2 separate regions of the Homo sapiens genome follow, and region 2 is linked to region 1. A link is an interaction called in ENCODE POLR2A ChIA-PET data of the cell type or tissue named here. Cell type or tissue: MCF 10A. All regions are shown on one strand. Each heading gives the region's core, and the rest is flanking DNA. Links, peaks and the distances in the headings are about the cores only. Region 1 has its middle 13 kb from the start of ARMS2. Region 2 overlaps HTRA1 (HtrA serine peptidase 1).

Region 1 (4,394 bases), core at 243-4,242:
TATATATATAAAACCTTTGTGTGGTAAATTATTAAGTGTGACAACAAAGGCTAAATCCAAAAAGAAATTTAAAATAACCATATTTAAAATAAGAGACAAATGATGAACGAGAATATTTCAATACAGGACAAAGATAAGTAAATACAGAAAAAAGATTAATAGTTTATATATAAAGGATTCTTAGAAATAAATAAGAAAACTTCAAACAGCAATGAAAAGCTTGTGATAAAAACAGGCAATTCACAAAAAGGATAAATAGAAATGTTAACATTTAAAAAAACCTTATAGTTTTCAAATAAATATAAAAATCATAATATATCATTTTTCTTTAATCAGATTGCCAAAAATTAAAAGTATGGACAAAACCCAGTACTGTCAAGGATGTGCGGAAATGGGCACTTTTTTTTTTTTTTGAGACGCAGTTTCGCTCTTGTTGCCCAGGCTGGAGTGCAATGGTATGATCTCGGCTCACTGCAACCTCCGCCTCCCGGGTTCAAGCGATTCTCCTGCCTCAGCCTCCCAAGTAGCTAGGATTACAGGAATGTGCCACCACATCCGGCCAATTTTGTATTTTTAGTAGAGATGGGGTTTCTCCATGTTGGTGAGACTGATCTCGAACTCCCAACCTCAGGTGATCTCTCCACCTCAGCCTCCCAAAGTGCTGGGATTACAGGCGTAAGCCACCATGCCCGGCCTGCACTGTTATGCACTACTGATGGGAGCATAAATTTGTACATCCTTCCTATGTCATTTGACCATGGTAGGAAGTGCATATACCTTTGAGAGCAACAAACCCATGCCTGGGAGTGTATTACTAGTGGAGAAAAGACATGGCCTGCAGTATTGTTAAAATAGTGAATGGCCGGGCGTGGTGGCTCACGCCTGTAATCCCAGCACTTTGGGAGGCCAAGGCGGGCAGATCATGAAGTCAGGAGATCCAGACCAACCTGGCTAACACGGTGAAACCCCGTCTCTACTGAAAAAAAAATACAAAAACTTAGCTGAGCGTGGTGGCAGGCACCGTAGTCCCAGGTACTCGGGAGGCTGAAGCAGGAGAATGGCATGAACCCGGGAGGTGGAGCTGGCAGTGAGCCAAGATGGCACCACTGCACTCCAGCCTGGGCGACGGAGCAAGACTCCGTCTCAAAAAAAAAAAAAAAAAAAAAGTGAAGAAGTAGAAACAATCAAAATGTCCAGTAAAGGAATGGTTAAAGTTTTTTTCTGTATAAATACACAAGGGAAGACCAAAGTTTAAGCCTTTATAAATAGTGGTGTCCATATATTTATTGATAAGTGAGGGTGTCTGTAACATACTGCTACATGGAAAACAGGCTACAAAACAACATGTATGGCATGGTCCCAAATATGTCAACTTGCCAATGTCTATGTGTAAATAAGCACAAAGAGCCATCCAGAACAAAGTCGAGTCATGAGAAGTCTGGTGATTTTTGCTTTTATTGTTTTGTGTGGGGTGTATATGACATTTGGCTTGTTTACAGAGGCTACAGATTTTTACACACACAAAAATAAAGCTATTTACGTACACATTTAGTAAAAGACTTGGAAGTATAATCACTGAAATGTCAACACAGGTCATTTCTTGGAGAAATTACAAATCATTTTTATTTTTTTTCTTTTTGCTTACATGGATGTTCTACAATAGGGTGTTCACTTTAAAATCAGAAAAAAAAACATTAAGGCTATTCTTTTTTTAAACAAAACAAAGATTCTTGTCTTGAGGAAGGCTTAGGCTCACAAAAGAAAAAAAAAGTAAAGACTCTAGTACAGTTAACAGCGATGGTGGCTCTGTGTCCACGGCAGCATAGAGAACAAAGAAAGGAATGGTCAGTATCAGCAGTGGAAGCCAGGGAGGCTCCGTGTCACATGGAAAAGTGAGTCATGGAAGGTAATGAGGAGCTCACGAAATGGACAGACAGGGAAGCTATGGGTGTTTGAGTCAGAAGGAAATCATCTCCACGGAATTACACTCGAAGGGTTGTCCTTGCTTCTAAGGGTGAATATGGAAGACCACCTAAAAATTTTTCTACAAAAACTGTGAAGGACATTGGTCCCCACGTTACTCAGTGTCCCCTGTAGCACAATCCACATCATAAAAGATTCCAAACATTTAATACCTGGACGGTTCTCTAGCTCTAAAAGGTGATATGGTTAGTTGCATCAAACAACAAAGGCTATTCTAGAACTCAACGTTTTCCTTTTCAGTTGCCAGAAAGCTCAGAGTTTAGTTGGTGTTTATATGTGGTAACCACCTTTCTTTGATTCCTGATGAAATTCTGTCTATATGGAAGACCATCAAATAAAAAAATATTTTTATTCCAACCTGTGTTTCATGTTCAGTTGGTCAGAGCCGGTTCATGCACGCAGCCTCTTTCAGTGGGTTCTTTATCTGAACCACAGAACACAGGCAGTGATTTAGGTAACTGTTTTCTCAGCTCTAAGGATACTATGTAACAAAGGCCATCCTGGTCGCATAGGAGAGAAGTTAATTCCTTACATGTAATGGATAATGGATATCTTAGGGCAGAGGATCTCAAACTTTTTTTTTTTTTGAGACAGGGTCTCACTCTGTTGCCCAGGCTGGAGTGCAGTGACACTCAGGGCTCACTGCAGCCTTGATCTCCCAGGCTCAAGCGATCCTCTCACCTCAGCACGCAATGCAAGTCGCTGGGACTACAGACACACACCACCATGCCTAATTCTTTTTGAATTTTAGTAGAGACGATGTCTCACTATGTTACCTAGGCTCATCTCGAACTCCTGAACTCAAGCAATCTTCTCGCCTCGGCTTCCCAAAGTGCTGCGATTATAGGTGTGAGCAACCATGCCCAGCCGATCTCAAACTTTAATGGATGTCAGAATCACCTGTAGGCCTTGTTAAAACAGATTGCCTGCCCTAATCCCAGAAAATCTGATTCAGTAGGACTGGGATGGGAGCAATAATTTGCACTTCTAGCAAGTTCTCAGTAATGTTGACATTGTTGGTCTCAGGGACCACACTTTGAGAACCACTGCCTTAGGGGATTAGGATTTCTCTCACAGCAGACTTAAGAGGGGCCCATGAGGTAATTGTTAGCACCTAAAATTAAACGTAAAACCAAACATACATTAAGTATGAAAGGGGCCCAGGACCAGCTGCTGAAACCACTGCACTGGTGCAGTGCTTATACAGTGGCCATTACTACTAGAATTCGTTTGCATTTTGCTTGTCTTATTTATGTCCCCTTTGGGCCAATCTAATCAACAAAGAGCTGGATTTGGACTGTTTTCATTTTCTAATCTCTTCCAAATTTTGAAGTCTTTGGCTTTTAAAAGGGACTACAGTGAAAGGAGAAAAGCTATTTACTAGGCCAAAGTTTAAGAGCAAAGCTTAAAGTGAATTCTGTTCCAATGAACTGTACTGAACGTTGGCATGGGAAGGGAGAAGGGAATCCAGTGTTTTGGGGTCACCAAGGCTTGTGTGATGGGAAAGATGAGAAAGCAATTCCAACACTTCAAGGAGAAAGTGGCATTTTGGTGAGAATTGAAGGTGTGGAATTAACAGGCAACAATTATTAGGAAAGTGGCGTTCCAGGCAGAAGAAACAGCACAAATAATAGCAGGAAGGTGGGAAACAGGGAGATGGAAAGGTTCAGTTGAACTGGAGTGCCAGATATACACAGAAGCACTGTGTGAGAAGGTGGACATGGAAGGGCAATGAACGTAGGATAAGTTCAAATGCTATTCACTAGGACAGTGTTTCTCAAATGGGGAACCTAGACATGTTCTCCAGGAACCACATGTTCTTTACAAGAAATTATACTTTTTACATTGAATTTTGATAATTTTTTAAAGACTCCTAAATTTAATTTGGATGGCCTCCTGTTACCTGAGTACTACCACTTTAATCTGGTGGTATGTTTGTGATCACATTGCTTCCAGGTAAAAATCAGAAGATAGCACAACTTGTCATATAAGCAATCTTCACAGCATTGGATATTTTGAGTTGAAGAACAAAGTGGGATCTGCAGTAATGCATTTCTCCTTAAATAAGTTCTGTATATTGTGCTCAGCTCCATGCAAATACATTTAAAAACTTAGATAAAATGTATAATTTTCTATGGATATAATTGATCAAAACTGACCCCAGAAAAGATAGAAAGCCTAAGCATATCAATTCTCATAGAGGAAATGAGGAGGTTGTCAATGGCACACCCTCAAAAGAGCACCAGGTTGAGAGGATTTCCTAGCGGAAGTCCACTAACTCTTTAAGGAGTATAGAATACCAACTTTTTTTTTTTGAGATGGAGTTTCACTCTTGTCACCCAGGCTGGAGTGTAGTGGCACCATCTCAGCTTACTGCAACCTCTGCCTCCCGGGTTCAAGCAATTCTCCTG
Region 2 (4,394 bases), core at 395-4,394, 50 kb before region 1:
GGCAGAATTTAATCAGAGGCCTGAAGGACAGGAAGGTTGGCTGCATGAGGAGCTGGAGAGGGGCGCTCCTGGGAGGGGAACAGCCAAGGCCCCAGGGGACAGCCCTGGCCTGTGGGAAGCAACCAAGGAAGGGGTGTCTGAGCAGAGCAGGTGGGGGTGGAGAAAGGAGGGGAGGAGGGGAAGGGGAGGAGGGGCAGAGAGAGTGAGGGGTGCCCAATCAGGTGGGGCCCTCAAGGTCCTGGTAAGGAGTTCAGATCTCTCTCAGAACAGCAGGAAATCTGCAAAGGCTGTATATAAGATGGGAAGGACATGATTCCAAAGATGCTTTTCTCCAAGTTTCTTAATCAGCACAGCTGGACAAATAGCTGTAGCTAAAGTAACTTTCCCTCCTACCTTCTTCAATACATCCCATTACCTCTGCCTTGTACTCCAGCCTGAAGAAACCAAACTGCTCTCTTTTTACTTTTCTCTCTCCCTGTCCCCACCCCTGCCCCAAACTGCTCAGGAAAAAAAAACCCCGCAGGGACAAAATGCCACCATTGGATGAAAGCTTGACATATGCTGCGCACAGCCAGTGGCTCATGTTAAACGCATTTGGAAAGAGTTTGTAACTGAAGCTGAACTAGTCTGCCCTCAAAGCTGCTTTCTATTAACATGTTTACACGCACACTGTCCCGACTTTCTGCAGCTGGGATTCCCTCCCCAGGCAGGCTGGCCCCAGTCGTGGGTCCCAAGGAGAGGGGAATTTCAGATTTGGGCAGAAGCACAGAAAGGGATGCCTGGCCGGGGCTGCAGGTGGACACCTTCTCACCTCCTGCTTGGAGGGAGACAGCAGGGCAGGCAAGAGGGGGCTGGTCCGTGATTGTCTCCCAAAAGCTCTTCCGGGTCCCAAGACTCAGCAGGCAAAGTGAGCGCACATGTGTCTGCTCAGCAGTGAGAAGCAGAAAAGGAGTCATTTGGTCACAAGCCCAGAAACATCTCTGGCAACTTCAAGCCACTGGAGATGTGAGGGGAGCTCCAAGAATGGGAGGAAAAGCAGATATTAAACTGGACTCACAAAGTGCAAGAACTCAGGCAGTGCTGGGGGCTCAACAGCAGGGGCTACAGCAGCTTCACCATGTTAGTCTCTGTGGGTGGCATCCAGCTTCACTTTGCGATTCCAAGGGGAGCCTCTGCTTGCCCTAACTGGGTCCTGTGTCCACTCCTTGGCCACAGAGGGTAGGACACCATGACTGATGGTCCCACCTACGCTGTCCGATGATGGACATGTGAAATGCCGGCTGTTGCTGCCAGAAAAGGGGGTAGGTGAGTGGCAAGTGGACAATGACCACAGATGTCCGTGGCAATTCTTATTTCACTGAAAGTCTCAAGAATATCACGTTTACAGCCACGCGCAATGGCTCACACCTGTAATCCCAGCACTTTGGGAGGCTGAGGCAGGTGGATCACCTGAGGTCAGGAGTTTGAGACCAGCCTGGCCAACATGGCAAAACCCGGTCTCTACTAAAAATACAAAAAGTAGCCAGGCATGGTGGTGCACGCCTGTAGTCCCAGCCACTCAGGAGGCTGAGGCAGGAGAATCACTTGAGTCCTGGAGGTGGAGGTTGCAGTGAGCGGAGATGGCGCCACTGCACTCCAGCCTGGGCAACAGTAAAACTCTGTCTCAAAACATAAAAATAAAATGAAATAAACATGTTTATGAAGGACAACGGGGGCCCCTCCAAGTGAAATCAGGATGCCAGGGGAGGAGCTGGGCCCAGATGATAAGCCACCGAGTTAGTCACTGGGCCCACGGACGCGGCAGGCAGTCTCACCAGCTTCACTGGGTTACTCTTAAATGGCTTTGCAGGAGGCTGGGCCACAGTCTCATATGACAAGGAGCCGTGTAGGTGATTTTCATTCCTCAAGCACAGTTTCTGCTGGTTCTGTTCTGCCTTCTCGGTTTTCCTGATCTCTTTCATCCTCTTTGTTATCCCTAAGATGACACAAAGCAAGGCCAGCCAGAGCTTCCCCCGAAATAACCCATCATCAAAACAAGGGAACAAAAGAGAAAAAGCTGGAAGAGATGCTGTTACTCTCCCTACTTTCAACTACTATCAGCAAAAAAAAGCAGTTTAGTCAGTGGAAACCAGTCTTTTGTGTGGGTGTCTGCAATTTAATATCCTTTCATTTCCAATTCCATTTTGAAAAGCCACATCAGTTCAATTTTAAATTTCAAGCACCCTTTCTTGGGGGGCTTGAAACACATGTCAAACAGCATGCTGCTGGCTGAAGAGCTAAACTCCCAAGACAGCAGGAGTCAGGTCAGACACACTCTGCAAAGCTCGTCTATTGAGATCGTTCACGTCTTGCCAGGACATGCCAGGGATGGCACGAGGAGACAGTCTCCACCTTGGCTCAAAATTGGAAAAGAATATCCCCCGGCCAGAAGCAGCCGCACGGTATGTGCCCACGCATTCCAAACACGAAGTTACGCAGTGGGGGCGGCGTCCAGGCCAGCGCCTCGCCTGCACACAGCCCATGCCCTGCTGCTGGCTGCCTCCCAAAGCTCCATGAGGCTGAACAGGTCCCACGCGTGGCCACAGGCTGTGCTATTCTGACTGGCTCCTTCCGGTGAGACTACCACATCCTGGATACCTTTCTAGCAGCCTGTTCCTAAACCAGATGCACCCGCCTTCCCATGGGCTGTTTAAGGTCAAGCTGTCCCATCAAACCACGGGGCCGGCCTCTATCCCTCCAGCAGTAGCCATGGGCTGCCTTAGGAGGGCAGGGTCATGAGGTGTTTGCTGTGTGGCCTCACACAGGTTACTAGACTTCTCTGAGCCCCTGTTTCTTCTTCTCTAAAATGGGGATAACACAGCTATTATGCAGATTAGGTGAAAAAGAATGAAGGCAGAGGCTGGCCCAATAATCCTGTGACCAATAAACACACTTTGAAAGATTAGTTGTCGCTAGAAATTCCACAGTGACCTAATAGAAATAACACACAACTGCAGCCTCACTCAAGGCCAGTTACACACACCGGGCACAGAGCCTATATCTACCCAGAGCCTCTTCGGCCATGCCTGGCCACCCAGCCATAGAGAAGCTACAGGAACATCGGGGAAGGAGGGTAGTAAATGTGTTAGCTGGTGGTTTTCTGAAGACTGGCCGTAAAGGAGCCTGAGCTGGGCAGCAACTTGATGTTATAAAAAGACGGAGAAGGAGACCCGGAATCCTACCACCCAAACAGCACACGCAGAGTTGTTTCCAGAAGGAGGTGTAACCAGCGTGCCACTGAACAGCACAAACAGCCAGATTAATTCCACGCTTGTCTGGAATTACTCAGCCCACACCCAGGTAAAGCGAGGCAAGCAGAGGGCTGGACAAGAGACCCCACCTGGCTCAGCCTCTGGTCTTTTCCTTGGTCAGAGGCAGGATTCCAGCCTCCTCTGATTGTTCCCTCCATCTGAAGTCTAGAAAATTATAAGGATGTGAAGAAACTGGAAACCACGCTTTCACTGAACATGCCACACAGCAAACAAAACCTCTCTCATCGACGTGTCGAGTGGGGGTTTTTGATGAGTCAGTAAGAAATGGATATTGTCCCAGACATGAAGACTTTGCTAAGCAAATCAACAGAGCAAAAATGATTGCAAAGAGAATATTTAAATAGAAAGCATTTTCAAATACAGCATTTCCCAAACTGATTTTGGTATGTCTCAGTTCTGCCTGCCCCCACAAAAAGCTGTATACTCAAATGATTATAATTTGGGCAAATAGTTCAGTCAACACCCTTTTGTAGGCAAGCCACGTGCACACTAGCATACTAAAAGCTCTGAGAAGGTCTGGAAAGAAGAAATCCATTAGCTCTGTTTTAATTCAAGTTTTCCAAGATGTTTAAAGTACGAAACATTCTTTTGAAACACATCTCATAACCCCGCAAAACCCCAATTTGGGAGAGCTGGTTTGTTTTCAAAGTAACTGTTGACAAGTTAAGGATGGCTCAGTCTAAAACCCAGTAAATTCTATGTTCATTGTGAACGCATGATGTATCTGTGGAGGATAAATAAAATCTGTAACAAGAGTTGCCACAGGATTGGGAATGGGAAGGAGAATCAATTTTCACTACTTACCTACTAATTTCTTTACAAATCTATTGCTTTCTTTGACAAACATTTAAAACATTATTTTAAAAACTTTTATCTGGCTCCTTACAGAAGTTTTCCTGAGCCCCTTCCTCTCCCACACCCCCAGGCCATACTCAGCATCTCCTCAAGGCCCTCCTGTGACTGGCTCAGACTGGCTTCAGTGCCCCCCGAGAATCAGCTGCAATCAGAGAGCTCTGGTGCCTTTGCCAAGGGTGTTCCGGGGCATCTGAGAACTCACCTCTGCAGGCGAGAACACCCTTACCT

Evidence for each region. ChIA-PET counts read pairs that join two places held together with the same protein. Peaks named below come from ENCODE experiments on the same cell type or tissue, not always from the same donor. Only the 100,000 strongest peaks of a DNase experiment are listed, where the experiment ranks them.
Region 2: POLR2A ChIA-PET joins it to region 1 with 7 read pairs; 4 of 35 experiments call an interaction of 5 or more read pairs at or near these places.

The regions. Positions count from the first base shown.
Region 1 is chr10:122,439,646-122,444,039 of GRCh38, reverse strand. It overlaps a transcript of PLEKHA1 not described here. Among named protein-coding and RNA genes, the nearest start is that of ARMS2, 13 kb to the left of the region's middle. In MCF 10A, for the core only: no CTCF peak of the experiment used is centred there; a DNase peak (open chromatin) is centred at 1,889.
Region 2 is chr10:122,489,625-122,494,018 of GRCh38, reverse strand. It overlaps HTRA1 (HtrA serine peptidase 1), which reads right to left. Exons shown (of 9, transcript NM_002775.5): 3 at 4,393-4,394. Among named protein-coding and RNA genes, the nearest start is that of HTRA1, 30 kb to the right of the region's middle. In MCF 10A, for the core only: no CTCF peak of the experiment used is centred there; a DNase peak (open chromatin) is centred at 2,588.